Linked DNA regions of Homo sapiens: regions 1 and 3 are each linked to region 2. The links are chromatin loops, found by intact Hi-C in ENCODE. Cell type or tissue: MCF 10A. All regions are shown on one strand. Links, peaks and the distances in the headings refer to the core of each region. The heading gives the core; the rest is flanking DNA.

Region 1 (11,126 bases), core at 3,825-8,824, 120 kb after region 2:
GAGAAAAGTGACCCAAAAGTGACTCAAACTTTTTGTTTACTATAATAAAATATTACTTAGTATTCATATAACTAAAAACATCTATAATCTATTAACGAAGTTCAGCTAAACAAAGAATGTAACGAAAAGTTTAAGAACATTTTGCACACTAGCCATACTAACAAGAATCTTCACTGTTGGACAATAATGACTGCTTTTTTTCAAGAAGCCATAAAAGCTACAGATTTAAATACTCATTTAAAAGAAGAGTTAACTGAATATATATCATTGACAAAGTCTGACCTTTTACCTTGCCAATTATCCTTTTATCATATTCCAAATTAATATGACAATAAAAGGAGAACCATTAAATAAGTTATATCTACCACTGTAGTATACTTTAAACATGCTTTCTAAGAAGGATACCATACGTATGTTTTCAGGTTCTTACACCTCAAAGGAATAAAACTGAATGATAATGAAACACAACAAATTCATTTTGCTGGAATGCAGCAAAAGCCAGGCTCAAAGGAAAATTCATAGTTTTAAAAGCATATTAGAAAACAAGACATGCTTAAAACAAATCATCTTGTTTCTACCACAAAAAGCTAGAAAAAGAACAGCAAATAAAATACAAAGAAAGTACGATGAAGGAAATAAAGTAACAAAAAAGAGACATCAATCAACACAGAACTTACAAACATTAAAAGATTAAAAAGAATGTTATTAGCCACTTTATGGTAATAAATTTAACAACTAGAGGAAACAAATCCCTTGAAAAATGCAGCTTTTCAAAAATGGCACAGGGAGAAAAAATCTGAAAAGTTCTTTGTCTGCTAAAAAAAAATGAAAGTCATAACTTAAAATAAAAAAATCTTCCGACAGAGAAAAATCCAGGCCTAGATGGCTTTACTGGCAAATGAACTAGACTTTTGAAGAAGAAAAAATGGCAATTTTATACAAACTCTTCCAGAGAATAAAGAAAGAGGAAGCACTTCACAACTTTTTTTTACAAGTGCAATACTAAAATCTGACAAAAACATAAGGAAACTATATACCAATATCCCTCATGAACACAAATGCAAAAATCCTAAAAAATATATTGGCAGAATGAATCCAGAAGTATAGATAAAAATGGAAAACAAATCATGATTAAGTGGGGTTCACCCCAGGAACGTAAGATTGATTTATCATTTTAAAACCAATTACTGTTAATTGTACTACATAAACAGACAAAAATAGAAATACCATAAAATTATTTCCATAAATGTAGGAAATGCATCTGATAAAACTCAACAGCTATTCATAATTAAAAAAAAAAAAACCACAACTCCCAGAAAACTAGGAGTAGGAGGGAATTTCTTCAATCCAATAAAGAGCATTTAAAAAAAAAAGAGTGAAAGTCTGTAATAATAAATTATCAAATGGTTTCTCTTGAAGGTTTGGAAGGATGTTCACTCTATTTCTACTCAGCATTGTACTACTGGAGGTACAACAAATCAAAGAAGATGAAAAAAATAATTTAAAGTCATGAACACTGGCAAAGAAAAATAAAATTACTTAGTATAGACATAATTGTACATGTAAAATTCGAAGAAATCAAACTAGTAGAAATAATTGTATTTATCTAGGGAAGAAATGCAAATTCAATTTACAAAAACCAAATTATTTCTAAATGCTAGTAATAAACTGGGAAAAATTTTAAATATCATTTCCATACCTCATCCAAACCCACCAAATACTGACAAATAAACTTAACACAAGATATGTAAGACTTTTACACCGAAAATGACAAAAATTTGCTGTGGAAAAATGTTAAAAATATGAAATAAATGAATAAACAGAAGAAACCATGTTAGATGTAAATTCTTTCCAAATTATCCAATCTACAGACTGGATACAATCCATCCAAAATCTCAGCACACTGTCTTCTAGAAATTCACAAGCCAGTTCTAAAATTTATGATAAATCAAAGGCCTACGAACAATCAAGGAGAGCGTACAAAACAAACAAACAAAAAGCCAAAGTTGGAGGATTTACACTACCAAGTTTCAAGACTCACTAGTTAGCTATAGTTATTGAGACTGTAAAACTGATATTAGACAGATAAATGGAACATAATAGAGTCTAGAAATGGGCCTATACATGTACAGTCACTTGATGTTTTTCAAAGGTACCAATACAGTTCAATGTGGAAAAGTAAATCTTTTCAATAAATGGATTTCTAGTTGGAGGGGGAAAAATAAATTTGATCCTTGTATCACACCATACTGAAAAATAAATCCAAGAAGGATCACAGACTTAAATGCAAAAGTTAAAACAACGAAACTAGAATTTCTTCATAACCTTGTGGGTAGTGATAATTTCTTGGGACTAAATGACACTAATGGTGAATGAAAATAATTGGATTTTTATTAAAATTTAGACATTTTTCTGCTTATCAAAGATACTGTTAAAAAGTGGATGGCAAGCAATACGCTACTGGAAAATAGGACAAAATATATAAAGAACTCCCATAAATGAAGAAAAATGACCCAATTAAAAATGAGCAAAAGACTTGTAATGGAACTTTACAGAAGAATACAATGGAATGGGTTAGAAGCACATGAAAAGGTGCTTAGATGTCATCCTTAGTCATCAGGAAACTGCAAATTAGAGCCACAGTGAGGGACTACACACCACCAGAATGGATAAAATTAAAAAGCCAACACTTGGCCAGGCGCGATGGCTCATGCCTGTAATCCCAGCACTTTGGGAGGCTGAGGCAGGCAGATCACCTGAGGTGAGGAGTTTGAGACCAGCCTGGCCAACATCGTGAAACCCCGTCTCTACTAAAAATATAAAAATTAGCCGGGTGTGGTGGCGCATGTCTGTAATCCCAACTACTCAGAAGGCTGAGGCAGAAGAATCGCTTCAACCTAGGAGGTGGAGGTTGCAGTGAGCCGAGATCGGGCCATTGCACTCCAGCCTGCCTGGGCAGCACGAGCAAAACTCCATCTCAAAAAAAAAAGGCCAACACAGTCTCATACTCTACTGGGGTATAAAACTGGAAACTATTTGGCAGTTTCTAATAAAGTTGAACATATACTTGCTCTATGAACTAGTAATTCCACTTTTACTTATACATCCAAGAGAAACGAGTGCTCATGTCCACCCACATACAAAAAGGTACAAAAATATTCATGGAAGGTTTATTCATAACAAGTACCAAATGTATAACTCAAACATCTATCAATAGGAAAATGGATAAACAAATTCATACAATAAAATGTTATTCACCAATAAGAAATAACTGATAAAAACTACTAATTGTAATTTCCTTTCTATACAATTTCCGTACAAAAAGCTAATCATTTCTCTTTTACTTGAGACTGATACTTATAAATATTTAAAAGTAATTACTTATGAAATTATTTTTTTCTTTTAAAAGAAGAGCTGATATGGTTATTCCTAAGGCTCTTACCACAAGAGTTAGATGTGTTTTTTATTTCACCAGATAAATAATCTTAAAGGTAATATTTCCTTGCCGTTAAAATCAGTAAGAGAACCCTAAAGATATTAATTTGCAAACCCTATACTCAAAACAATTTAAAACTACAGTTTTGCATTGTTTAAGGTGGCAGATTTTTTTTGCTTATGGTCTTCTGCTTTTTGATTTTAGAAATTATCACTTGATCTTGACTCCAAACACTTCATTTCTCTGCATTGTTATGAAAGAAACCCAAATCAAAATTATTGACCCTACTACAAGGCAACAAGAATAAACCGTTACACAAAAATGCTACTCCCATGAGTCTAAATTAAAATGTATATACGCTCATATATATATAATATGTATGAATATGTGTATATATACACACATATGTACAGGTATTTATGACAGATATTTATGTACATAAGCACTGATACATACATATGAATGAAAGGCAAATTGAAGTTTTGTAATAGAAAATACAGATAAAACATCTGAGAATTTAGAAGCAGAGAAGATTAATTATAACCCAGGCTGGAGTGAGATTCTAATTAAAGGTTCTTTAAAAGAGAATGATTTACAAAGAATGAGATAGTTATAGACAGAAAAGGATAGAGGAGAAAAAGAAGTAGAGGGAAAAAGCCTTCCTTCGGTAGAAGATATTTGCTTAGCCAAAAGCACAGAGAAATATTCCAAAGGCCATATTAAGGTAAAATACAGAAAACAGGAGATATTCTTAACTATGAGTTCAAGAACCCTACCTACAAATGCAAGTATAATAGCTTACATTAAGTTTGCTACCTAAAATGTATAATTTTAAAGGCAAAATAGTAGTTATAATAAAGATTATAGATGAATGAAGTAATAAGAGAAGGAAGAGCAAAACGAGAATAATGGCTATCCCCTATGGTCTCTGGTCTCCGTGTGTGTGTAGGTGTATGTGCGGCACACATCCATGTATGTTAGAGAAGTTATAGGTGGTTACTAACTCTGACACTGGGCGCTATGCTAATGTTACCAAACATTAATTTAAAAAACTATCAAAACAACAGAAGTATATTTCAGATTGATCTATTTTCAGCATTATCTGTTTAATCAAATACACTCGGGTATGATTCTGCAAATAACTGAGAAAGGCACCATAATGTACACACTAACGGCTTAAAAATGTTTTGCTCCAATAGGTTTGTACCTTTCTCATTAAGGATAAAGAAGATAATTTACTTAAAAAATTTATAATCTATGACCTTATATGTCTTTGTAAATTTTATTTAATTTCTAGATATATATGCTTTAAAATTAGGTTTACTAAAATTTGTTTTCTATAAAAATTCATATTGCTGGGTATAGGTGTAGAGCAGACACTACCAGTCTCTTAAAGGTTAGGAAAGGGAGGTCAGCAAATTTTTTTCTTTAAAGGGTCAGTATTAAATATAATATTTTACATTTTGAAGACCAGACATTTTCTGTTGGAATTACTCAACTGTGCTATCATTGTAGTTTCAAGGCAGCCAGACAAAAGTCAATGAATAAATACTGGCTGCATTTCAATAAAACTTTGTTTACAAAAACAGAAGCCTTGGCCTGCGGGCCATGGTTTCCTGACCCCTGTATTAGTGTTACCCCAGCTTTTTTTTCATGCTTCAGAGATCTTGCCCACTCTCTCACAATTATTGAAGTTATTTATCAAGGATTTCAGCCTTGATTTCATCATAAAAATATCTGGCAGTGATGTTATTAGGGAGTGTACAGTTACCCTGGGTACTTCACAATTGTTCCAAATTGAAAATCCTGGATCAACTTCAAAGCAGTATACTATATTATTAATAATTCCTTATTTATTATAGCACGTAAGTCTGAATGACTATACACTATGAATAAATCAAACTTCTCTAATTAACCTTTCCATCATTTGTCTCCCTTTAAAATTATTTCTCCTATCTTCTCATCCCATATGTAATCTACTAACTCAAGCTCTGGGTTTCCTTGCTTAAAAGGATTGCCTTCCGGGTCTTAGAACCATTAACTAAACTACGTTTTTATTTATATTACTAAAAATATTCTATATATTTTTATTCCTTTTGGAACACAGTAGCCCTTTAATCCTTTATTAAAGGAACTTATTGTGCTATAGAAATAGTTTAAGTTGAAAGGATCGAACTTAAATTACACTTCACGCCTCCCTTCACAACCCTCATCCTACTTCAATCCTGGACAAGTATGTTCACTCTCAGAATGGAATGGAAGAAACAATGAATAAAAAATAAATACAAATGATAAGTAGTTTTCCATATATTAAAGTCAGCTCCCCATATGAACCGTTTTCCTTCCTAATGCTGCCCCCTAGGCAGCTCTAAAGTAGAACTCTTTATGGCTACCAGGGGATAGAGATACACAGTAGTGATAGTAGGTTCCAACTAAAAAGCAGGGACAGAAATCTCTGCTTTTCTTAACTACTACTAGCATAATTACATTTTGATTATTCCTAAAGTATATTTCATAAATTAATATCTGGAGCTAGCTTTATTTAAAGTTCTTATTGACATTATTAAGAAATTCAAGTACATAAAGTCATTTTGGTAGTAACTTGATTTGACTGTAGTCAAGTGAGAAATCTTTTAAATGAAAACAGTTTCGTGCCTGGGCTGAAAGAAGAAAAACAGTTCTTCCTGAACAGGACTACAAAAGTCAAAGTCAGAATGTCCTGTGAAAATAACTGTTCACCCATTATTGCACTGGTAGAAGAGCCATGACTTATTTTTAGCAAAAATTATATCAACTCAGTGTGACACATCCGACATGAACAGAAGATAAGCAACTCATTTTTCACAAAATAATTACTAAATAAATGCAGTTTCTTTGATGGATCAAATCTAACACATGAGGCTATATAAAAGGGGGTGTTTGGTGGTTAAAAGGTTATCAGTCTGAGGTTTATTATACCTAGCATGGAATAGGAAAAAACAGTAAAAAATAGGAAGAAAACCAGGTGACTAGCCATTTCTGAGTCATTCCTTTGGTATGCAGGTTTTAAAAAAATTGCATTACTTACCGTTTCAGTGTACTTTAAAATTCAGATAAAATCTCTCAGTAGTTATTTCTAATGAGTGTGCCTTTCACGTGACTCTCACAATCAAAATTTTAAAAGTAGACTGCTAGTGTTCATAATTTACTAAGGCCATATAATTTGAGATGAAAATTCAGGCATTCACTCCCCCTTATGCTAAGCCAAATATGTATGCCAACCATCAGTTCTGTCGTAATGGAAGCTTTTATCAGAAGCCTTAAAACCATGTGAGAGTCTTCCTTCTTCCAATGCAGGAAGGCAGTTCTGAAGCCGAATAAGTCTTTATGGCTTACGGGGGATAGAGATATATAGGAATGATAGCTGGTTCCTATATAAAAGCAGGGAAAAAAATTTTGTTTTTTCTTAATATAATCATAATCTACAATTATTGAACTGAGATGAAGACAAATAATAACATTACTTCCTAATACCTTGTTCCTAAGAACTTCTTAGGTCATGATATTTACATGAGAGCATACGAAATTAGACTAAATGTAAGTCACAACAGGTAAAAGATGAAAAATGTTTAACAAGGCAAGAATTCTGAATTGCTCTATAGTTTCAAAATGCCTAAAAATCACAGACTGGTAAGTGGGTTGTGTTTCAGAGAACTGAAGCTCCATTACTAAAATTGCATAGTGAAATAAGCTAGTCCATAGATTTGAAAATAGGTACTAAACTTCTAAACTGCTCCCCCCTTCTCAGCTTGCTAAGTTTTTAGAAAAGTTGTTCAGCTTCAATTTTTTAAGTCTTGAGTGTCTGTCTCCTCTAAGTTTTTAGTTAGAAAACTGAAGAACCAAAAGATTCAGTCAAGCATTTGAAAAAACCATATTAAAAAATTAAGTTAAATTCAGATAATCTGAAATATAAAATTGGGACCACTTAAGAATATAAAATACTAGTTTTGGTTGTCAGTCGTGGCAAATGGTTTTGCTTGTTTGTTGTTTAAAAAGTACACACATTCATGACTAGTTGAAAAGAAATGGAAGCACTGGCACATGTCTATAGGTGGCTCATGCCTGTAATCCCAGCACTTTGGGAGGCCGAGGTGGGCAGATCACCTGAGGTCAGGAATTCAAGACCAGACGGGCCAACATGGAGAAACTCCATCTCTACTAAAAATAAAAAATTTAGCTGGGTGTGGTGGCACATGCCTGTAATCCCAGCTACTTGGGAGGATGAGGTAGGAGAATTGCTTGAATCCGGGAAGCAGAGGTTGTGGTGAGCCGAGATCGCGCCACTGCACTCCAGCCTGGGCAACAAGAGCGAAACTCCGTCTCAAAAAAAAAAAAAAGTGATCAAAGGGCACTATTATTCCTGTCTATCCTCTATGGCTTAAGGGAGATTTTTAGAGGTCAAAGAAAACTCTTTTTATTCGGTGTGGCACTTGGAATAAGCCTAACAATATAAACATCATGATTATTGCTCATTTAAAGAACAATCTAGTAGCATACTTTTGCTTCCTCTCATCCCATCTACTAGTCTGCACATGGAAAAGGGAGAAGCAAAGTTTTAGCCACAGAAAACATCAGCTACTTTCCTAGGAAGTTCAATAATAGTCTTGCATCACATAGTCCTCTTTCCTTAGGATACCACACAAGAACTCTGTGGGGAATACTTTTGTGGGGGAGGGAAAGGAAAAAGGAAAGGGGAGAAGGTATGTGTTTGTGTGTGTGTGTGAGAGACAGAAAGGGAAAGAAGGGGTTATATTCTTAGAAAACAGAGAAATATAAGCAACATGATTTCTATAAATCACTGTTAAAAATAATCTATTTGGTGTGTGTTATTTTCAACTGGGTCAACATAAAACTAACAATCTAGAGCTGTAAATTATACATCATAAATATGACAGTTACACATTTAGAGAGCAGAAAAATCATACTTCATGCTAACTTCACTAATATTAAACATATTTAAGCAGACAAACCATAAACAGCAGCTTTATTTTAAGAGATACAGAAGTAACTTTAAAAACTAGAGTTAAATCTCAGCAGTTTAAAAGGGGAAAATTTATTAAATAACCACAATTAGTATAAAAATACAGTTCAAAGGTTAGGAGATTTAAAATTAAAAACTTCGACAAGTGCTCAAATCAAAATACAATTGTGTGAGTTTTCAGATATTGCATGAAAAATCTAGAGTAATTAATTACAACATTGATCAGTAAACCCCATTAGAAACAATTATACCATAGCAAACAGAAATGAATTACCTCGTCTTCGCCCATAACTCCTTGCTGCATGTAAACAAAGCACAAATTGTAAAATGTCAGAACTAAAAATAAGCCCACATATACAAATATTTCTGATACGAAAAGCTATGTGGGCATCTGAAAATTAGTGCTACTTTGTTTTAAGAGCAATGACAATGTCACCATATAAGATTTAAATGTTTTACCATTCTACAAAGGACTTTTATTTATAGGTAAATATATATCATCTGAATCATATAAAACTCTGAAATTAACAAGAAACACACATTTCATTATCATTTGTGTTAAAATTCACAAGTATTTGTTTCAGCTAATGAAGACAGAAATATACAACACTTTGCGGTAAATAGCATCCCAAATAATTTTCCCAATGAATGGAAACAACTTGAACTAAATGCTTATTTTTTCTACTTATTATAAAGAATGGTATGGCATATATAGTCCAATAAATAGCTGTTCAGATCCAATCTACATTATACCAAGTCCTGCATGGAAGTAGTGCTAGAAGACACAGATGACTGAGAAGATATACCACCATTAAACTGATACTCTGAAGCCTGTACAGATTAGACAGGATTTAAGAAATCAATGTTAAACTTGTTTAGAGAAATTACTATAGCTAATAATGCTTTCTATCACTTTAATATATGTTATAACAGCTATCTACTAATTGTTTATGTGTCTACCTATGAGGTAAGAGGGATTCAGATACAAATTACTATTAACAAAATCATGGAATAGTACATATGTTAAATACCATAAAAGTATATAGGCATTTCTATCTATGTTACTTGCAGTGACATAATTCCTATGGAAAAAAAAAAGACTGTAATTTCTTTTTCATAAGAAACTACTAGTTTGATAAAATCCACAAATTGTTTTAAAAGAACTCCTCCCCACAAATTTGAATACACAATGAGTATTTTTACCCTGAAATTAATATATGAAGTCAAGGCAGTAAACAAACAAAGACTGTTAAAATTAAGATCTTATTTTAAATTCACAGATTTTTTTAGGCCTGGAAAAAATTCAATATTGAATAAATCTTAAGTAAAAATATGTGCTGAAAGTTGCCAGAAATGTCTACCTAAAAATATAAAACTTAAAGATCAAAAGAAAACATTTCACATTATGAAATATACTTTTATTTTATGCTAATGCTTTACTACAAGGAAGTGTGTCTGTAACACACTAGTTCCTCTAATATAAAGTGGGAAAAACAAACTTGTCAACTCTCAGTCATTTAAATTCTAAGAAAAAAGTCAATCACTATAAGGCTTATATCAGACCCTTTCATATAAAATAACTTCATTTGCATCGCTGCCATTGTAGTGTCTTTATTTAGCTTGTAATCTGTTGCACACTTAACCTATCCTTGAGCTCCAATGACCCCAAAGTCTGGCAGATCTATTTTATAGCTTACCTGACCTATATATTATTTCTCCTCTCCTCAGATAGGAGTGAAAGTAGCACTTAGTATTTTGTTGTCTAGGTCTTCTAAACATAAAAGTTTTTAAAAAGCTCTAAGTGATGGGAGATCAACTGAAAAATCAGACTGATGCAATAAATTTTAATAGAGTGATCAAGAATAGACTATGGAGCTACACACGGGTGGTCATGCCTGTAATCCCAGCACTTTGGGAAGCTGAGGCGGGTGGATCACCTGAGTCCAGGAGTTGGAGACCAGCCTGACCAATATGGTGAAACCTCGTCTCTACTAAAAATACAAAAATTAGCCGGGCGTGGTGGCAGGCACCTGTAGTCCCAGCTACTCATGAGGCTGAGACAGGAGAGTTGCTTGAACCCTGGAGGCAGAGGTTGCAGGTAGATGAGATAGCGCCACTGCAATCCAGCCTGGGAGACAGAACGAGACTCCGTCTCAAAGAAAAAAAAAAAAAAAAAGAATAGACTACAGAAGAGTGAATAGTTGTATTAAGCCTAGAAATGGTCAACAGTCCCCAAAACACTTCACAGGATGTGAAGGGCTTCCTGCTTATCCCTGGGCATAGCCTAATGGTATTAATCCAGTATAAATTTGCTCTGGAAAATTTCATTCATAGGTGTAGAGAATTGAACATTTACAAAGCAAATAAAAATATTTTCATCAAGTTTAAAGTCAAATGATAAATTATGATGTCATAATGTCACAATTATTGACCTATTGAGAAAATTAATGATATCATAGCCAGTTTATGTTCTTAGCTGAGGCTACTCAATACTAAAATGGTAAAAATATGTATAAATTTCATAGCATCTTAAGTTTTCATTCCTTGGCTTGAATATAATCACTTAGAAAATTTCTCCAACTATCTCATACCTGAGGAATTTTAGAATCCTGTAAAGAGCTATTCTACTTATTTTTTGGGCAACTCTCAGATTCCAAGTATCTACATTAC
Region 2 (11,126 bases), core at 1,957-6,956:
AAATTGGAAAAGGGTGTCTAACATACCTATGATTGGCATCCCCAAATAAGAAAATAAATAGAACTAATATTTTAAAAAGTGAAATTCCAGAAAAGTTCCAGAACTAAAAGGAAAACTGAATTTACACATAGACAGGGCCTAAAGGGAACTAGGAAAAAATGGAGTAATTGATTCTGGGACATGGTCTAGTAAAATCAATAGACATTAAAGGAAAAGAAAAAATCCTCAAGTCCTCCAGGCACAAAGATAGAATAACTTAGAAAGGCAAGATAATTAGTTTGTCATCAGACTTCTTTAAAACAACATGAAAAGCAAGGCAATAGCAGAGTTGCATTCTCTGTTAGGGAATGAGCTTCAATCAACCAAAAGATGTCTGGGAAAGCTTTGCCAAAAGTACTAATAAAAAATAATATGTAGACATTACATGTTCTCACAAATAAGAACGAACACAACTTTAAAAATGAGAGGAGACTTCAACTTCTACAAAAGTGAAGAGGACACATTTTCCTATATTTCTACCACTGTGTGAAGCTAAAAATCTGAACATTACATGTAAAATGAACATAAGAAGGCTTGGAAAGGTGAAGAGAAGAAAATAGACTTCTAGAGACTGACAAAAGGCCCTGAATTGGAAAGGTGCACCGAAACATGCCAGCACTAGAGATAAATCAAAACAGAATTCTAAAAAAAGTTCAAGTAACCTACAGGAAGGCAGAAAAAGCAAAGCTGGAAAACAGAAGAAATAAGCAGAGAACAAAAAACAATATGGCAGACTTCAGCTTTATTACATCAATAATTGAAGGCAACACCTTCAAAATGGCAAACTATAGATGGAGGACAAATTACTGATGGCCAGTGTTTTGGGATTTAGGGAGGGATGGGAGTAGAGGTGGCAATACAGAAGTAGCCCAAGGGAGATCTCTGTGGTAATGGAATGTCTGTGTTTTGATCACAGTGGTGGTTACACAAATCTGCCATTGTGATAAGACAACATAGAATTATATAAACATGTTATACCAATGTCAATTTCTGGTTTGATACTATACTATACAATTTTGTCATCTGTAACTATTGTGGGAAACTGAAGTGTACATAGGACCACTCTGTCCCATCTTTGCAACCTCTGTGAATCTAGAATTATCTTTAAATAAAAAATTATAAAATAAGTAACAATATTAAAATAGGAGGAGAAGACAGAGAAATAGTAAAAAGCAGAATAAATCATTTAGGTGTAAGTAGAAGAATTTTTTTGAACTGAAAAGATAATAAAGAAGGGTAAGTAGGAAAATAGAGAATTAGTAGAATATAAAAAGTATTGATACCAATAAAAACACTATGCTAAAAAGAAAATTTTTGTGAAAACCAAAAGTAAAAAAAGGAGAACACATCAAATAGAGAAGAAACACAGTAAATGTAATGAAATGTACACATGTATCAAAACATAAAATAGTCAAAATTGAGACCAAACCAGTCAGTCCTATCAATAAACATGAAGGGATTTAGCATATCTATTTTTTAAGTATGCAGCATTTCAAATTGGTTTATAAAGCAAAACCCAACTCAATACCATATATGAGAGACACTCTTTAAATGAATGAATCAAAAGAACTATAAATGAAGGGATGGACAAAAACTTACCAAGGAAATGGAAATAATCAAAGTCAGGCATCTATGCTGTGTGAATTATTTAAGAACAAGGCTCTGTAGTAGGATGCCTGGGTTTGAATCCCTGCCCATTCCCATCTCCTAATATTTCTCCTTCATTTATTCTGTTCTAGTCAATCTGTCCCTCTTGCTGGTCCTCAGAAATTCCGAACACCCTCCATGTCCATGCTCTCTTCCTGGATCAGTCCTTCTCCAGGTACCCATGGAATTGCTTCACCACGTTCTTTGTCTTTCTTCCCTTAAAACTCCTTATCAGAGAGGAGATACCTAGCCCGTATATAAAACAGTAATCCCTAGCATTGAAATACAAAATAGCAAACTGCACAGCACTTATCATCACTTGACATATGACATGCATTAGTCAGCTTGGACTGTCATAACAAAATACCACAAACAGTGATTTAAACAACAGACATTTATTTCTCACAGTTCTGGAGGTTGGAAATTCCAGATCAAGATCCAGTAGAGTTTGACTCCTGGTGAGAGCTGTCTTTCTGACTTGTACATGGCCACCTTCTCGCAGCAGTCCTCACATAACATTTCCTCTGAGTGCATGTTCTGAGTTCCTCTTCTCATAAAGACCTTAGTTCTATCAAATGAGGGTTCCACCCTTGTGATTTCATTTACCTTAATTGCCTCCTAAAGGCCTTATCCAAATACAGTCACTCTGAGGGTTATAGCTTCCACATAAGAATTTTGGGGGAAGATAATTTAGTCCATAGCATGACATATTTGTTTATCATCTGCTGATGCAGACTCCATGAAGGCAAGAACCTACCTGTTCTGTTCACTGCTGTGTCCTACTGTCTCAAATATGGCCTGACGTAATTAGAGCTCAAGAAAAACTGTGATGAACTGTGAATTAATGAATAAGTGAAAAAAAGCTAGAATGTCTTTGGTGTGTCCTTGCCCTCACGAATCTTCCCTTTTCTCATCCATAAAAAGGGAATAATAAAAATACCTCTCACTGTTCTGTTTTAAAAATTCAAGGAGGCAATTCATGCCAAGTGTTCCCTATTGCACGTAGCATATAGTAAGAGCACAGTTTAGATTAGTTATTGCTGTATTATTGTTGTCATATGATTATGTTGAGGCTAATGTACTACTGTGTTCCTCATTACAAAGCTGATCAAGATGGAGGAGACAGGAGAGAGCTGGCCCAGCACGGTCTAGAGGGATGGTGGTCGTTGTTTCAGCAGATGTCATAGATAGGTGCTCTTGTTTTTAATTTATACTTTGACATGAAATTGGAGATGTTTACCTGGCTTGAGAACAAACAAGCCCATGCCCTATGTTTTATGGTCTATATAGGTAGTTAATAACCTGTTCTACCATCCTGTTTCAAGTTTTATGATATCACTATGATCTGACCTCTACACATGTCACCATTTCCATGGGATGTTGGGAAGCCTCATTCGCAATTGTGGGAGAGGGAACATGCTTTTTTGCATAGCCCCTAGTCCAAATCTACCCCAGCTGGGAAGGCTTTGGAAATTCTGGGTTCATCACACTACAGGGTCTACAGTCAGGCAACCTCGGTGGACACTGATCCCTCGGAGGAAGATAACTAAGCAGATGAGCTTATCCAAACCTTAGACTCAGCCAGCTGATTATCTCTTTTAGCTTTATCTGAGGAAACAATGCATTACCATGCCTTCCTCTCACCCCAGTCTGTCCTCTAATCCTTAACAACCCACACAAACAACCACAGAATTCATGGTCAAAATTGAGCCCTGAGTGAATCTTGACTCTTTGAGCTTTTGTCTTGGGGAACAATTAATCATTGCTGAGAAGCAGATAAGATGTGGCTTGTGCACATCATCCATCATTCTTGCCGAACTCGAGGAACTGTCCAGTTATTCTGGAGTTGTAGGGTGGAGGTTGTCACCAGCATCAGCTGGCAAAATACCTTTATAGAACATTCAGGCCCATGGAGTCTGTTTCAGTCAGCAAATCCAAAGGGTATTGTCTACTTCTCTGTACAGAAGGCAACTGCCCATGCACAGACTCCCACACCAATGCCTGACCTGTCCACAGCCAGACCTGTGATGGGCTTGGTGTTAGATCCCAAAGCTTTTTTGACCCTCACCCAACTGGTTTCTGCCTTTGGGAATAGAAATGCTGATAAGGAAATAGTTGTCTTCAGATGGCAATCACCTTAAGGAAGTACAAACCTTGAAGAGCACCTTAAAATATAAAACCAAACAAAACAGACTGTATCTGAAAGATCAGATTGCTACCGCTATTGCTTCAGACTGCCAGAAGATGGGGCCCCATCTATTTTTTTTTAATATTCTTTTGCAAACTCCAGATATTGTGGGAGAAAACCTGGGTCGGTGAGTTTATACCACAGCAAATGATTTCACTTCAGCTTTATTTTTGCAGCTTTCTTTCTTTCTTTTTCTTTCTTTCTTTCTTTCTCTTTCTTCTCTCTTTCTTTCTTTCTCTCTCTTTCTTTCCTTCTTTCCTTTCTTTCTTCTTTCTTTCTCCCTTTCCTTTCCTTTCTTTTCCTTTCCTTCCCTTTCCCTTTCTCCTTCCTTCCTTCCTTCCTTCTCCTTCCTTCTGTCATCTTTTCCTTCTTTCTCTCTTTCTGTCTCTTTCTTTCTTTCATCACTGTGTATTCTTTGGAGACTATTTGAGAACTCTTTTCTCCTCTTTTTATTTTTAAATATACATAATGACAACTCCTCAAGCTTGGCTTTCAAAATGAGTAAAATAGAAGCCATGGCTCTTTCACTAGTTGCCACTTACTTCAGTTTTTTACCCAGAAAAATAGAAGTTTAATAACATCTGCCATACCTATTTGGTGGAGCCTTATTTTAAGCCTTTGAAAGCCTCAGAAGAAAGGTGGAATGCCCGCTAACAAAGAGTGATTATCTATCCTCAAGGACTCAGCTTGGGAGACCCCATTATCACACCACTCCCACATCAGGAGGTAACATAACAAAAGGTAATAAAGGAGGCCTTTTGTGAGTGTGTTGGGGAAGAAAGATGACTCTTGAAGAATAAGCAGGAGGAGGTGGGAAATGAAAAAAGACAGGAGAGAAATGCTATTTCTCTTTTTTGAGCAGTATAATTTACTGTATGCATCCTCTGAAATGCTCTATTGTATGTATGTGTGTTTTCCCTTTAGTAAAGGCCTAATTTCCCCCCTTAACTCAATTCCTCTGTCCCAGTTTAAAAACAAAACCAAACAACAAACCCTCCTTCCCCCACCCCCTGCCACACACACAATTCACTGGACTTAAGTGCAGTTATAATTTCTGTGACAATATGAAGAATTTCAAAACCACGCTTGCAACTTCTTAGTGAAATTATACTGTGGCTCCCGGAAAAAATCAGCTTTACAGAGCAGCTTATGCTGAATCCTAGCCTGGTTCCCAGTCAAGCTATACACAGAGAACCCCTGTCAGCAGAGGGGAAAAATCTTCTGATGGGTTGATTGGGTGGTTGGACCAGCCCCTCTCAGACATCTTGGTGGCACCAGATACAAGGAATTTACAGATTTTATGGTATGATTCAGTTCCTGATTAAGGTTCACAGGCAAATGGTCTGGCTGTGGCTAAATCTTGCTTGTCTTGGAACCACTCTCAGGCAATACCCTGCTCTCTCTGAATTGAAATTGGCAGTTCCCTTGACTCATTTTTTTTTTCTTTAATTTAAGAGACTGTGTTGTGTCTTTGTGTCAGTGAAGTCTTAAGATTTTTGTAGTTATATATAAGATATTCACTAGCTTGAGACACCTGCCTTGTGTATCTGGACTTGTAGGCTACCTTAGAGAAGGTGCTTTTGGGCTGAATTCAACACCCTGAGTTCTGAGCCATGTTGTGTCTTGCTGAAGAGGTCAGCAATATTGTCAAAAATGTGAACCTCTTGGAAGATCAGGTCTAGTTAAATCCCTGCTAGTCCAGTTTTCTTCCAGATTTCAAGCAATACTGTCAAAGATAAGAGCATTCACCAGTCATGGATACTACAGCTATTCAAGCTATTCATTTCTATAGATGAGATTAAGGTTGACCATGTGGCTGACCCACCTTCATCAAACACTTCTGCAAGTGCAAATGTCCTGCTTTGTCATTTGCACCATCTTCTCCTCACAAAGCAGGCAAAGGGGACTATGTTCCAGCTCCTAACCTTTCTCCATAGACAACTAAAAATGGCAGGCAGTATAGTAGTTAAGCCCCATCAACTTCAACTCACATCTCAACCTTATTAATCACTAACTGATCTTATGTCTTTACTGTAAGCCCTTGTCCTTATATATAAAATGGGGATTATCAGAGTGGCTGCACTCTGCACAGTGTTTGGCACACAGTGAGGACTCAGTACATGTTAGCCCTCATTCTCCTCCATCCTCAGCAACAGATAAAAAAAAAATAGAAAAACTGCAATAGACTTTAGAAATCATCCATTCCAGCAACTTTGAAATCTTTTAAAGCCATGGAGAATGTTCCGTAGAAATGAAACTGTCGGCAGAAACATAAACTTGTGAATTAGATCCATGAAAAGTGTTTCTGAAGAAGGTAGGAAGAGCTGGAAGATGAGGGATCCTACCTGCCTGGCCCTCCTCCTTCCTTTCCCTGTCCCCAGAACACTCCTGAAGATCACGTCTCTAGCACATTAGAATTCCCAGGTTTAGACTCAGACAACCACTCATCTAACCCTGATCCACCATGTTAAAAAAACAAGCTGACAGATGAAATGAGTCTCAGGTATGGCCATGTAGCTACAGAAAGACCTAGTCAGACTTGAAAAGCCTTTCTTTTTTTTTTTTTTTTTTTTTTTTTTTGAGACAGAGTCTTGCTCTGTTGCCCAGGCTGAAGTGCAGTGGCAGGATCTCGGCTCACTGCAAACTCCGCCTCCTGGGTTCAAGCGATTCTCCTGCCTCAGCCTCCTGAGTAGCTGGGACTACAGGCACCCGCCACCACACCTAGCTAATTTCTGTATTTTTAGTAGAGATGGGGTTTCACCATGTTGACCAGGATGGTCTCGATCTCCTGACCTCGTGATCCACCGGCCTCGGCCCCCCAAAGTGCTGGTATTATAGGCATGAGCCACAGTGCCCGGCCCGAAAAGTCTTTATTACATACCCTTGAACTAGGCACTGGAGAAAAGTTCTATTAGTCTTCATCTACTTTATGTTCTGAAGCTAAAATCAGGGTTTATGCTCTTGCCAACAAGCAAAATATTTAGAATTCAGACTTGTCTAGAACATTAGAGATGTCTGGGCATAGTTGATCCTAAGATCCACTGAATGTATAAGCTAGTAGCTGAGACTAGATTTCTTCATAAAAAGATGAGTAGGGCATCCCCGGCTTAGAATCAAATGTGTGGTCCAGATGGCAGTATAGGATCAGAAAGTGGTAATAATCTGGAAACACTGGGGCCCATAGGGGATGCTTCATGAAGGGTTTTGTACATAAGGGAGCCCTTGATGGGAAGTTAGAACCTCAGCAGGGGAGAGAGGGTTAAACATTCACTAGAGAGGGAACTCTGAGCAAAGGTGTGCAAAACAGCATACATGTGGGAAGATACCATGGAGAGATGGTGGACGGGAGGCAGGACTAGATTCCAGCTCTGGACAGAGCAGCATGCGGAGGCTTACACTGTGAATTTTAGCTGCAGATCCACTGCAAGAACAAACTAGCAATCCCAAGAGGACCCACAGACTCTCTGAAGAAAGTGAGTTGCCCCTGCAGGACCTAGGAGACACCCCAAATACTGTGAGTTCCCCAACTGTGGAAGTGGGAAAGGGAGACCCCCCTCTCCTGAACACACCCACCACTGGAGAAGCTGAAGGTCTGTTTGCGGGAGAAGTTTCTAAGTTTATCTGGAGCTGAGTCAAGTTAGAGAGCTAAGCAAAATACAGGGGTAGAGGAAGCAGCAGAAAGGCCCTGGGAGCTCACTGGACCCCCAAGCAGCCCATTCCTGCCTGACACCACAGGGATCCATCAGGAGGGTGGCCAGAGGAGCAGGGGGTAAAACTCCACAGGGAGAAGGAATTCTCTAGCTGAACTCTGTAACAATTTGAACAGGGCTTGAAGCCTCCTGGCCAGAACTCAGGGGAGGGCGTGAATCAGGTGTGCAGACTTCACAGGGAGGGGGAGAATAAAGCCCTTTTCTCTAGCTGCTGGGAGGCAGATAGCCTCCGGCAAGTTTTCAAGCCCCTTTCACACTCCACCAGGAAACAGACTTGGGGCTGTTGCGGGGGACACGGTGGAGCGAGGCCCTTCAGTTTGCATGGGAGCTTGGTGAGGCCTGTGACTACCGGCTTTTCCCGTTTGCTGACAACCTGCATGACTCAGCAGAGGCAGCCATAATCCTCTTAGGTGCACAACTCCAGTGACCTGAGAATCTCACTCCCATCCCCAACAGCAACTGCAGCAAGACTTGCCCAAGGAGAGTCTGAGCTCAGACATGCCTAGCCCCACCCCCACCTGATGGTCCTTCCCTATCCACCCTGGTAGTGGAAGCCAAAGGACATATAATCTTGGGAGTTTTAGGGCCCCGCCCACCACTGGTCCCTCTCCACACTACTATAGCTGATGCTTTCTGGAAAGCGCCACCTCCTAGCAGGAGGCCAATCAGCACAAAAATAGAGCAAGAGACTCCCTAACACATGAGGACTCACATAAAGTTAAAGGGTGGAAAAAGGCATTAAATGCAAATGGACACCAAAAGTCAGCAGGGGTAGTTATTGTCATGTCAGACAAAACAAACTTTAAAGCAATAGTGGAGAAAAGAGACAAAGAGAAACAGTGTATAATGGTAAAAGGCCTTGTCCAATAGGAAAATATCATAGTCCTAAACATATATGACCTAACACTGTAGTTCCCAGATTACTAACAGACCTAAGAAATGAGATAGACAGCAACACAATAATAGTGGAGGACTTCAATACTCCACTGACAGCACTAGACAGGTCATCAAGACAGAACGTCAACAAAGAAACAATGGATTTAAACTATACCTTGGAACAAATGGACTTAACAGATATATACAGAACATTCCATCCAACAACCACAGAATACACATTCTATTCAACAGGGCATGGAACTTTCTCCAAGACAGACGATGTGATAGGCCATAAAATGAGCCTCGATAAATTTAAGAAAATTGAAATGATATCAAACACTGTCTCAGACCACAGTGGAATAAAACTGGAAATCAACTCCGAAAGGAACCTTGAAAACCATGCAAATACATGGAAATTAAATAACCTGCTCCTGAATGAGTGCTGGGTCAAAAACAAAATGAAGATGGAAATTAAAAAATTATTTGAACTGAATGACAATAATGATACAACCTATCACAACCTCTGGGATAGAGCAAAGGTGGTGATAAGAGGAAAGTGCATAGCCCTAAACACCTACATCAAAAAGTCTGAAAGAGCACAAACAGACAATCTAAGGTCACACCTCAAGGAACTAGAGAAACAAGAACAAACCAAACCCAAACCCAGCAGAAGAAGGAAAATAACCAAGATCAGAGCAAAACTAAATGAAATCGAAACAAGAAAAAATACAAAAAATAAGTGAAACAAAAAGCTGGTTCTTTGAAAAAAAATAAATAAAATTGATAGACCATTAGCAAGATTAACCAAGAAGAGAGAAAATCCAAATAACCTCACTAAGAAACAAAACAGGTGATACTGCAACTGACACCGCTGCAATACAAAAGATCATTCAAGGCTACTATGAACACCTTTATGCACATAAACTAGAAAACCTAGAAGAGATGGATAAATTCCTGGGAAAATACAACCCTCCTAGCTTAAATCAGGAAGAATTAGATACCCTGAACAGACCAATAACAAGCAGCGAGATTGAAATGGTAATTAAAAAATTACCAACAAAAGAAGTCCAGGACCAGACGGATTCACAGCAGAATTCTACCAGACATTCAAAGAAGATTTGGTACCAATACTTTCGACACTATTCCAAAACACAGAGAAAGAAGGAACCCTCTCTAATTCATTCTATGAAGCCACCATCACCCTAATACCAAAACCAGGAAAGGACATAACCAAAAAAGAAAACTAGAGACCTATATTCTTGATGAACTTAGATGCTAAAATCCTTAACAAAATACTAGCTAACCGAATCCAACAACATATCAAAAAGATAGTCCACCTTGATCAAGTTGGCTTCATACCACGGATGCAGGGATTGTTAACATATGCAAGTCAATAAATGTGATACACTGAATAAACAGAATTAAAAACAAAAATCACATGATCATCTCAATAGATGCAGAAAAAGCATTCGACAAAATCCAGCATCCCTTTATGATTAAAACTCTCAGCAAAATCAGCATACGAGGGACCTACCTTAACCTAATAAAAGACATCTATGACAAACCCACAGCCAACATAATGCTGAATGGGGAAAAATTGAAAGCATTCACTCTGAGAACTGGAACAGAGGATGAACCAAGGGTGCCCACTCCCATCACTCCTCTTCAACATAGTACTGGAAGTCCTAGCCAGAGCAATCAGACAAGAGAAAGAAATAAAGGGCATCCAAATTGGTAAAGAGGAAGTCAAAGTGTCACTGTTTGCTGACTATGTGATCGTTTACTTTGAAAACCCAACGGACTCCTCTAGAAAGCTCCTAGAACTGATAAAAGAATTCAGCAGTTTCTGGATACAAGATTAACGTACACAACTCAGTAGCTCTTCTGTACATCAACAGTAACCAAGCAGAGAATCGAATCAAGAACTCAACTCCTAGGAATATATCTAACAAAGAAGTCGAAAGACCTCTGCAAGGAAAACTACAAAACACTGCTGAAAGAAATCATAGATGACACAAACAAATGGAAACATATCCTATGCTCATGGATGGGTAGAATCAATATTGTGAAAATGACCATACTGCCAAAAGCAATCTACAAATTCAATGCAATCCCCATCAGAATACCACCATCATTCTTCACAGAATTAGAAAAAACAATTCTAAAATGTATATGGAGACAAAAAAGAGCCTGCATAGCCAAAGCAAGACTAAGCAAAAAGAACAAATGTGAAGACATCACACTACCTGATTTCAAAGTATCCTATAAGGCCATAGTCACCAAAATGGCATGATACTGGTACAAAAATAGGCACATAGACCAATGGGATGGAATGGAGAACCTAGAGATAAACCCAAATACTTACAGCCAACTGATCTTCAACAAAGCAAACAAAAACATAAAGTGGGGAAAGGGTACCCTTTTCAACAAACGATGCTGGGATAATTGGCCAGCCACATGTAGGAGAATGAAACTGGATCCTCATCTCTCACCTTATACAAAAATCAGCTCAAGATGGATTAAGGACTTAAACCTAAGACCTGAAACTATAGAAATCCTAGTAGATAACATTGAAAAACCCCTTCTAGACATTGGCTTAGGCAAGGATTTCATGACCAAGAACCCAAAAGCAAATGCTATAAAGACAAAGATGAATTACTGGGACC
Region 3 (11,126 bases), core at 4,162-9,161, 270 kb after region 2:
CAAGTTATATCTTCAAATGGCCTTGAACTTTGGGCTTTGCTCTTCTGTGCCTCTGTCATCACCAGATGAGCATGCCCAGGCTATTAGCTCAGAGTAAGAGGGCACTGCAAAGTTGCATAGCAGAGAAAGGGGGTAGGGGCAGGGGGAAAACTGGGGCCATCATTGCAATTTTCCAGCAACCTCTGCCCTCATGCCCAACTTTCATACCATACCATACTGTCTTTCTGTAGCACCTACACTGTATCCTGCTCATTTTATCGAGAGCTACCACATGTGAGTTGACCAAACTCTTGATCCTAGCTGTATCCCTCCTTCAAGCACAGCTGAAGTATCATATTTTCCAGAAGGTAGTAAACACTTCTAAATCCTACTAATGGTGCTTTTCTCTGGGTGCCTAGCACAAGTATATATTGGCACCTTGTTTAATATACTGTATCTTGATGAATGCCTTATTTGAATATCTCCTTCAAGCAAATATGTAACAGACAGAGAGTCTAGGGAAGAGGCAGAGAGAGCATGTGAAAGCCCCAAGTAGCCAGGAACTCCTAGGGTCAAAGGGGTCTCCACCCCCAGACACTTAGAACCTCTTCAAAGTTGGTTCCTTAAGAACTCCAGTAAAAGGACTTATGCAAGCAGGAAGCAAAGAGCTAAGGCCTGTGAGCCTTATATACAGGGGCAGAGAATAGGAAATGAAATTGTGAATAGATATTTGGTGTAACAACAAACTTGAATTTATGGACAATCAGAACACAGTGTCATTGTCAAAAATATTAATACATAACAGTTTTCTGTGCTGGTAACTTATTTTGTGCCTTCCAAGTGGATGTTTTAACTCCCACTTAACAGATGAGAAAACTGAGACTTAGAAAAGAGAAGTAATTTCCACAAGATCAACCAGCTAGAAGCAGAAGAAATAGCATTCAAATCCAGACCTGCTTAACTCAGGGCCCAGTGCCTTTCTGCTGTGCAATCTCCAATGTCTGTTGTCAGGCCATTTCTAGCTGTAAAACGCTCTCCTCGATGTAGGCCATGCTGTTCCCCATGGGGCCACACCAGTAGTTAGGGATTATGATAGGAAGGCAATTATAAAGTGTCTTCAGAGAACCTGTCTGTAATCCCATGGGCAGACAAGCATACCTGGTTCCTTGAGTCCCACTGTCGACCTGCCCCACATGTCCCAGCAGGCCACAGCATTGGCTGGTAGAGCACAAAGGCACTTACTAGGGAGGAAGAAGCTGAGATTCTAGTTCTGGCTTGACTCTGTGACCGTAGACAAGTCACAGACCTGTCTGGATTTGAGTTCCTTCAACTATAAAATGAGGGAGTTGGACCACACTCAATTCAACAGAAAACTATTTGGCACGTACTAGAGCTAGTGAGTGAATCAGGGTGAAGAGAGACATGGTGGGGGGTGGTCAGTCTTTGCTTTCAAGTAGCATATGGCACACTGGGGACAAGAACACATGCCCAGTTCCCCTAACACAACTCAAGCTCAGAGGTGAAACCATACTGTGGGACATCAAGGAAAGAGACACCTGTAGGGAGGTTTGGGAGGGGAAGTTTGCACCAGGAAATTAACAGGCAAAGAAGGCCTCAAGGATGAGTGAAATTTCAAAGACAGACAAGAGTCTTATGTCATCTAAGTATCCCCAGAGTGTAGACACACACACGCACACACACACACACACCTTCCCCTTTTTATAATATTTTTTTACTACATATAGAATAAGAAATATATTCAGACAAGAAAAAATGAAACTATGTAAGCTGAATAGTGTCATTTGACCTTTTATCTGAAAATAGAACTCTTGGCAACATAAAAGAGGGACATAATATGATATTTTAGTGTATCCATTCTCAAAATATAAAAATAATCTCTTTTCTTCCAAATGTAGCCTTTCTTTTCCCTGCAAAACGATGATGATATTAATGGTAATATTAATAATACCACTCATTAACCTATCATTATATACCAGGTAGTGTACAAAGTACCTCACACATTTTATCCTTCTTTAACCTCACCACAACTTTGTGAGGTGATGTCTCCATTTTATAGAAGAGCTTTAGAAAGTTGACAAAAACTACTCAGTTGGGAACTCAGGCTTGACCAACTGAAAGTCAAGTACTTAACTAGCCTCCAAGGATGTTAGAATGTAGTTCTAGAGGTCTTCACACCGCACAAAGAACAAGACTTCTAAATGTCATAGGATCCTTCCATGAGTTTAAAGGGCTTCCAATGATGTAACTTTGTGTATAGGGGATGTAATGGAGATAACAATGGGGCCATCTCAGCCGGCTGTTGGCTGCTGTGCCTGTTGCAGTCCTGAGTTGACCTGCCTGACAGCCTTGAATGCCCGAAGTTGCAACAGGCACCCTGGTCAATGACCCCTGTTGTGTTGCCAGCCAACAGCCCATAGCAACTGCCAGCCATGTGCATGAGCCATCTTGGGGCCATAGTTCAGGGAAGCCTTTAAGTCAGCTCAATGGCCAACCAACTACAACCACATGACAGACCCAACAGAAGAACCTACCAGTGGAGTCCAGTCAACCCCTAGGACAAAAATAAATTGTTTTGTTTTGGGTAGTTTTGTTACATAGCAATAGATAATCATAGCAGTACATTGAGTTGGGTTGAATTTTAGGCCTAACACAATTTTTCAAATTTTTTTTCCAGGAAATGGATTTTTGGCTTTCAAATTCAAATTCTTAGGTGGGAAAGGTTGTCTTTGATTATTACATAATAGGTCGCCTCCATTAGATGTTGGCAGTGAGTATGTTTTCTGCATCTATATTGGCAAGAGACTCTGTGCAGACGACATTTCAATAGATTAAGGTTTGGCAAAACCATTAGTGTATTTAAAAAGGGGGAAAACATGGTGTCTGGTGCCAAAGGACTTTTAAAGATTCCTGGAAAACAATGAAAAAATATTTAGAAATATCGAGAGTAGATTAGGTTATAGAGTAAAGTGCAATTCGGTGTTTTAACAGGCAAATCATGTCGGCCATTTCTAATTTTCTCATATGATAACATTGTGGACCAGTAGAGTAAAAGGAAGTAGGCTTAAATTCCTGAATCAATTTGTATTTGGTCATGCTATATTATTCTTTTAAACACCCATAGATTATGCAGCCTTGTGTCTTAGCTACGGTTTGTATAGAGATCCTTTATTACGTTTCCATTTTTTTCTTTTTGTTTGTTTGTTTTTTTCAGATTCTAACATTTTGCTGGCTTCATGAAGGAATGTCGAGGTTTAGGTTTTAATGATCTGGAACATTCTAAAAGATATTTGGTTGATTTGTCTTCATAGGCTTGATAGAATTCTCTTGTGAAATACTCTTGACCTAAAATGTGTGTGTGTGTGTGTGTGTGTGTGTGTGTGTGTGTGTGTGTTGTGAGAAAGTAGGCATAAAAGAGAAGAGAAGTCAATGATGACTCTAGAATTCTGGCTTGCATATTTGTTTGGCTAGTGTTGCCATTGCCTGAAATAGGGAGCTCTGAAAGAAGTCCAGGCTTAGGTGAAAATCTCATGGATTTGATTTTAAACAAATGTTGACTTTCAGATTTTGCCTGACGAGGAGCCTCAGAGTAGCATTGTACTTGTCAGAGACGATGACTAGGAAATTTGTGCAGAAGCTGTGTTTAAATGTTGTATTAGTTTGCTAGGGCTGCTACAACAAAATACCCCAAACTGAGTTGCCTGAACAATAGAAATGGGTTCTCTCATAGTTCTGGAGGCCAGAAGTCCAAAATCAAGCTGTTGGCAGGGTTCGTTTCATCTGAGAGAAGGATCTGTTCTGGGCCTCTTTCCTAACATCTGATAGTTCCTTGGCTTGTGGTGGCAAAACCCAGTCTTCATATGGCATTCTCCCCGTGTGTCTGGGGACACCCATCATATAAGCCCACTCTAATGACTTCATTTTAACTTCATTACCTCTGTAAAGCCTGTGTTTCCAAATGAGCTCACATTCTGAGATACTGGGGTTAGAACTTCAACATATGAATATTAGGGGGAAACACAATTCAAACCATAACAAATATCAAACATACTCTCTTAATTTAAATTTTATTTTTATTTTGGGGTAGCTATTGGGGTGGGGCTAATGAAGATTATTTGGAGGAAATGTTCCCCACCCACCAGCCACTCATTGTTGCTGCCAAAAATTTGCTGCTGTGTATTCAGGTGACTTCAAGATATTCAAAAGCATATGTTATGCTAAGTGAAAGAAGACAAGCACAGGAGACCACATATTGTATAGTTCAATTTCTATGAAATATTTGGAATAGGCAAATCCATGGAGACAGATTCATGGTTGTTTAAGGCTGGGGTTGGGGCTGGGATGTGGAGCACAGCTAATGGATATGAGATTTCTTTTGGGGGTGATAAAATGTTCTAAAATTAAATTGTGGTAATCAACATATAACTGTGGATATATTAAAAACTACTGAATTGTAACTTAAATTGGGTGAGTTGTATGATGTGTGAATTATATCTCAACAAAGTTGTTAGACATTGTCAGCAGGTGGATGTAGGAATATTTGACTAGATGAATTTTAATGTTCATTTCAGCCATGAGATTCTAAGATCCTACATTCCTTTATTGTTCTGAGTCTCAGTTTTATCATTTGTAGAATGAGGAGACTGGAGTCTATGGAATAGATGATTCCACTTATAACTGAGCTGAAAAACATCACCTGACATCCTTATTTTACCTACAGAGCAGACTAGTTTAGAACATGGACTTTGGAAGCAACATACCTGGATTTGAATCCAGTTCTTTCATGGCTCTGCAATTTTAGGCAAGTTATCATACTTCTCCCAAGCTTGCTCTCCAAAAAGGAATATGGAAGGGATGATACAAGTACTACCTTCTTCATAGGGCTGTTGGAAGGATTTAATGTGATAATATTCTAAAGGGCTCAGCAAACACTTGGCACATGGCAAGTCACTACAAGAAGGTAGCTATTAATTTCCTATGGCCAAGACTAATGGCTCTACTTCATTAGTGGACCAGATAATTCTTTTTCAACAGGAAACAGACCATTGTGTTGTCCTTTCTAATTTGATGTTCTATCATTTATACATCGCACGCAATTTTTAATTATTAATTCAGCAGCATCTGTGTCAGTCCAGAACATATTTTCCCTCACACCCCTCCTGCAGTCTGGTAAGATCTTTGTGTTATCAAATAATCAGACTGCCTCTGTTTACAAGAGGCACCAAAAGCCAGATCTGTAATCATTAAAAGCAATCCTGATGGATGTAAATACATCTAGTTAATATTTATTGAGCACATATTTTGTTCAAAATATTATGCCAAGCACAGAGGGAGCTGCAACGATGAGCAATATAAAGATGTTACTCTCACAAATCCCATGGTTTAATGGGGAAGACACCCCCATGTATTAATTCAGTGATACATCAGATATTATTAGGGGAATGGAAAGATATGTCGTACAGTGCATCTTGTTGAGCTCAATAATAGATGTATGAAGTAAGTGCTGAGGACACCTGGAGAAAGAGGTGATTGAGTCAATATGGAGAGGAGATGCCTGCCAGGTGGAGAGGTGAATGAGGCCATTCCCAGTTAAAATCAGGGAATAAACTGAATTTCTCATCATTCAACAAACAGCTCATGCCCATTCATGGCCTGCATTTCTGATTTGGAGACCAGGGAAGGCTTCATGTCTAGGTAGAGCTGCTTCTGGAATGACGAAGTAATATTTGGATATTTAGAGAAGAGACTAGGGAGGACGATCATAGAAAGGGAAGATACGATCAGATTATGAAAGGCCTTCATGCTAAAACACTGAGATCACAAAAACTCATAAAGGGGAATGACAAACCCAAAATTATGCATAAATGTGGCTGTGCACATGCTGGAAATAAAACACACAAGTGGCTTTTTTCCCACTTTTCACTTAGTGTTCTCAACCCAGAATTTTGTGTGCATTGATCAGGAAATTGCTCTTTTTTCCTAATAGGTAAGTATTTGAGCAACAAGGCAGCATGTAGTTTCAACATCAAGCTCACTGCTGACTCATTTTTCTCTCAGCACCTAAGCTTTTCATTGTCAGTAACATTAATTATACCTATCATTCACTCTAACATGACCTTTATTTTTTTCCTCTTTATAACATTCTCTCCACATGGGCTCATGTTTGGGAGGCTGGAGACTGGTGATGTCAGCCCTGAGTTTTCATCATGTGGCAATCAGAGCTCTAGAAGCACAGGTCAGACTTTCAGGCTCTTCTGTTGCTCTGCCTCCAGCATTACGTGCCTGAACTGAATTGGCAAGCCATTCTCTGCTACCAGGATGCAGAAAATCAGGTTCCTAATTTGCCAAACAATTCTTCATTTCAAAAGGTTAGGGCAAGATTTGCAGAAGAGAGTTGGAAGGAACAACCATTTATTAAGATATCAGTGAATGAATGTGGACAGTGTGCTCCAAAGACCCGTATTTGAATCCCAAATCTGCCACTTATTTTCTGGGTAACTTTAAGCAAATTGCTTCCCTGCTCTGAGGCTCTGTTTCTCCCTCCTCTAGAGAATGAGGATGGTATTATTTATCCTGCAGGCTTGCTGTGTGGCTTGAATGAAGTTCTCACTGCAAAGCATGTGATCCAGACTTGGGCACAAGGTTGACTCCTACTGTCAAAGGCTCAGCAGAAATGACAGCTATGGTGAGCTTTCACCTCCTGCAGGCTTTAGGAAACCAGTGTGTAATGGGAAAATAGAGTAAAAACGACTGATATGGTTTGGCTGTGTCTCATCCAAATCTCAACTTGAATTGTATCTCTCAGAATTCCCACATATTGTGGGAGGAACCCATGGGGAGGTAATTGAATCATGGGGGCCGGTCTTTCCTGTGCTGGTCTTTCCTGTGCTGTTCTCGTGATAGTGAGTAAGTCTCACAAGGTCTGATGGGTTTATCAAGGGTTTCTGCTTTTGCTTCTTCCTCATTTGTCTCTTGCCTCTGCCATGTTAGAAGTGCCTTTCGCCTCCCACCATGACTCTGAGGCCTACACAGCCACGTCGAACTGCAAGTCCACTTAAACCTCTTTTCGTTCCCAGTTTCAGGTATGTGTTTATCAGCAGCATGAAAATGGACTAATACAACTACCCTTGAAAATCCCTTAAGCCAAATGATTGCATATATGGTTTTATGCCCATGAAAATAAGGTCGCTTCTGGTTAGCGGCCAAAGTGAACAAAAACCAAGTAAACAAGACATATATTTTAGAATTAAGATCATATTGATCATAGAACTTATTCACCATGTTAGATATGCAGGGGAGTAAGAAAGTCCAGGGCCGACCTCATGGTTGTGCATTCTGTGCCATTGTAAAGGGCCTCACACTCAGAAGAACCCTGTGCTTGGCCCAATGCTCTGCTATCACTGTCTTGAAATTCTTAATTTTTGAATAGGGAGTCTCTCAATTTTACTTTCCTCTGGTCCCTACAAATTATATAGTCAGCCCTTGTCATATATTTAAATTATTATTTCTCACTTACCCTCATTCCCATCCCAATTTGGTATAGTTGAATTCACATAAAGGCTTATATGATATGTTGTATAGCTAACTGGCTGTGGTACACAGTATCTTAATGTATTTTCAAGCATACCCTCGGAGATTGGTATAATTGGCCCCATTGGAAGGATGTGTAATTTACTCAAGGTCATATGATTAGTAAGGCAATTGGTATGCCTGTCTACTCTTTCTATTATGCCACAATGAATGAGAAAAAAAAACAGAAGGAAATTTCAGTGCAAAAGTAAGAGTTATAGGAGTACATTTGAACTAAACCGATGAAGAGGGGCATGCTGGAACCAGCAACACATTATGTATTTATGTAAAATTCCTTCAGATGTGTGCTTGCTTCCTGGCATGAAATCTGCAGCATTTTGCTCGTCATTGTATTCCCAGCCCCTGGCATAATGGTTAGCATGTAGAGGACGCTCAATAAATACTTGTCGAATGAAGGATATTCCTGCCAGATTCTTCTTCATTCTGCATTAATAATTTGGCCTTCCTTCTTGCATATTCATATGTTTGCTCCTTTTATTTGAATCCCCGTCTGTTTGATAGAAGAATGTTCTTTAGCAAGCGTGACGATTAATGATATCAGGCAAAAAGCCCCAAGATCTTAACTGATGAACAAACACAAACTTTGTTAATGATGCTTTTTGTAGAAGACATTGCTGGTTTATTATGTATTTCAAGCTAAAGGAGAATTCTAGCTACCATTTGAATTCTCTGCTACCTGGAGTGCCTTGGAAAAGGCCTTGGGAGAAAGAACTCCTCTTGCAAGTTGCAATTTTAAATTAGGAGTAATCTCCCTGCCACACCTAGGAATGAATTAGCACACTCTTTCTGTGTCATTATCCATTCATCCTTACTCTGTCCCTATAGTCAATGTGTCATGAGGGGCTTTTGATTTTTCCTCCTAAATTGCTCAACACCACCCCTCCTCTCCATGATCGGTTATTTCTCCATCTTGGAACTCACATTTCTCCTCCCTGTACTAACCCAATGGCCTTTTAGCACGCCTCTCTGCCTCCTTCTAATGTAGTCATTGCACAGAAGCCAGAGAAGTCTTTCCAATAAAAGACCCTAAACTCAGCACCCTCCGATTACAAGGCCCCCAGTCTCTCACTGCCAACTGCGTAAGCTCATACCTATTGGCCCAGCATTGCAGAACCCTCACCATCCTTCTCTTAACTACCTTTCTAGTTGATTCCTCTGCATAAACCCACTCATGGCATAACCCAGGCTTGCAGTCTGGTTCTCTGAGAAGCAGACTCAAGTGCAGAGTTTAGTGTTCAGGTGAGATCAACACCTGTGAGGGGAAGGATGGAGGGAAGAGATAAACTATGGTAATGCAGTACCAATGGTGGCCTCTGCCTACCCCAGTGGGAGCTCTGGAGAAAAATTGCTGCTAAGATTTTCCCTCAGTGGACCCAAATGTCTGAGCAGTGGTGGGGAGGGGGCTGCTTCTGGGATGGTGTGACCTTGGGTAAGATGGCTCTCTGCAGCCCAGGCCACCCCTGAGGAGCTGACCGCTGGAGATGTTTCTCTGCGAATGTTTCCAGCATCTGGGAAAACAAAATTTTTCCCTCTCAGAAGGAGGATCTAGGAAGTGTATCTCCATGTTTACTTCACCTAATCTCTTTTTTCTGCAAAGAACTTTTCCTCCTTTTCTGTGGCTTCATGCCTTTGTACCTGCCTTTTCTTCTGTCTGAAATGCCACTTGCCTGCCTCTTTCTCCCTTTGATCTAAATACTTTTTTTGTTTGTTTGTTTTTGAGCCGGAGTTTTGCTCTTGCTGCCCAGGCTGGAGTGCAATGGCGCGATCTCGGCTTACTGCAACCTCTGTCTCCCGGAGTTCAAGAGATTCTCCTGCTTCAGCCTCCCTTGTAGTTGGGATTACAGGCATGCCCCACCATGCTGGGCTAATTTTGTATTATTATTATTATTATTATTTTTAAGACCGAATTTCTCTCCTCTTGCGCAGGCTGGAGTGCAATGGTGTGATCTCGGCTCACCGCAACCTCCGCTTCCCAGGTTCAAGCAATTCTCCTGCCTCAGCCGTACTGAGTAGCTGGGATTACAGGCATGCAACACCATGCCTGGCTAATTTTGTATTTTTAGTAGAAACGGGGTTTCTCCATGTTGGTCAGACTGGTCTCGAACTCCCGACCTCAGGTGATCCACCCATCTCGGCCTCCCAAAGTGCTGGGATTACAGGTGTGAGCCACCATGCCTGGCCTGATCTGCATAGTTTTAGTTTTCCTTTATGACTGATGTCAAATGCTAAGTCTTCTTGAAGCCTCCTGTCACTCATCCAGGCAGATTTAGTTGCTATTTAATATTTTCAGTCAATGTACATTGCATATATGCATGCATCATAACCTCTGGACACACTAAAGATATAGGAGGTACAATCCGTGCCCTTATGACCTCCTAAAGATATGTGTCCCTTTTTTTGTGCTGTGGCAATGCTCAGTGCTTTCTTTTATTTTTAGCATCTGCTACATTACTTCTTTATTCATCCACTCAGTTATTCATTTGTTCATTCACTGAGTATTAATCAAGCATTTGCCTTCTATGTATCCAGTGTTTCTGTAAGCCCTAGGATACAATGATGCATAGTCAGGTTTGCTGAAGGGTAAATATTAATCAATGGATCATATAAAGTTTGCACAATTCTAACTTGGACAAAGAGTATGAAGTTCATGGAGCTAGGAGGTTTTACAATAGCTCGTTTAGCCTAGTCAGGGAGGTCAGGGGAAGTGGGTGGTAGAAGTGATTATTACAATATAATTTGGTGAAGGGAGAGGAGAAGAAGCCTTTCAGGTAGAGATTGCAGAATGTGCTCAAGCCCCATGGCAGGAGAGTGGAAAGAGAATTTAAAGATGAAAATGAAGTTGCACGAGGCTGGAGTTCACAGAGCGAAGAGAATAGTAGAGAACAATGTGTCGTGATTGCAAATGCTCATGGGAATGTTTATAGCTTGGCATTTATGCTCAGAGCAGTGGGAAGCCATTGAAAGGTTTTAAGCAAGAGGTCGAAATGATCAGATTAGAGAGCTGAAAATATGCTCTGACTTCAGTATGGAGAATAGATTGGAGGATGGCAGAGATGCCATGTAGGAGGCAGGGCTGTTAACTAATGAAATGAGGGTAGCTTGAACTAAGGTGGGGGATGGACAGTGGGAGATAGATCTAGAGCAATTTAGGGGAAAATGAAAAACAAACCTGGCAATCCTTGGTGATTCGTTTGTATGTCATCTGGGATGACAGAAAGGGAAGTGTCAAAGCTGACTTTAGGTTCCCATTGATCCCTAGCTCTTTTGGATTCTAAATCTGATGAAAATTATAAACCTCTTTCTGGAGGCAGACACACACACACACACACACACACACACACACACACACACACACGCAGCATTTTGAATGTCATTTCAGAAGGACATATAGAACTTGTAAAGCCCATTTATGAGCCCCAGGTGGGAAAGAAAACCAAATCTTATTCCTCACTGTACCTCTTGATTCTATTCTAGAAAACAGTGTGGAATCTGGCATGCAGTACATGTTCGTTGAAGTAATGAATAAAGGTGAGAGGAGA

Evidence for each region. A loop is a pair of places that touch in the nucleus more often than their neighbours do. Peaks named below come from ENCODE experiments on the same cell type or tissue, not always from the same donor. Only the 100,000 strongest peaks of a DNase experiment are listed, where the experiment ranks them.
Region 1: a loop joins it to region 2, with 17 times the contacts of the local background. A loop is called at or near these places in 5 of 110 quality-filtered maps.
Region 3: it touches region 2 in a loop (2.8-fold over the local background); 9 of 110 quality-filtered maps call a loop at or near these places.

What each region holds. Positions count from the first base shown.
Region 1 is chr4:15,038,092-15,049,217 of GRCh38, reverse strand. It overlaps CPEB2 (cytoplasmic polyadenylation element binding protein 2), which reads right to left. Exons shown (of 12, transcript NM_001177382.2): 6 at 8,731-8,754. The region is part of intron 2 of C1QTNF7-AS1 (C1QTNF7 antisense RNA 1); the gene reads left to right. Among named protein-coding and RNA genes, the nearest start is that of CPEB2, 41 kb to the right of the region's middle. In MCF 10A, for the core only: no CTCF peak of the experiment used is centred there; a DNase peak (open chromatin) is centred at 5,797.
Region 2 is chr4:15,155,697-15,166,822 of GRCh38, reverse strand. The region is part of intron 2 of C1QTNF7-AS1 (C1QTNF7 antisense RNA 1); the gene reads left to right. Among named protein-coding and RNA genes, the nearest start is that of CPEB2, 160 kb to the right of the region's middle. RefSeq lists enhancers at 7,219-7,937, 7,938-8,657. In MCF 10A, for the core only: a CTCF peak has its summit at 3,938 (motif pointing right); no DNase peak of the experiment used is centred there.
Region 3 is chr4:14,884,012-14,895,137 of GRCh38, reverse strand. It overlaps LINC00504 (long intergenic non-protein coding RNA 504), which reads left to right and starts at 6,969. Exons shown (of 7, transcript NR_126435.1): 1 at 6,969-7,079. In MCF 10A, for the core only: no CTCF peak of the experiment used is centred there; a DNase peak (open chromatin) is centred at 6,117.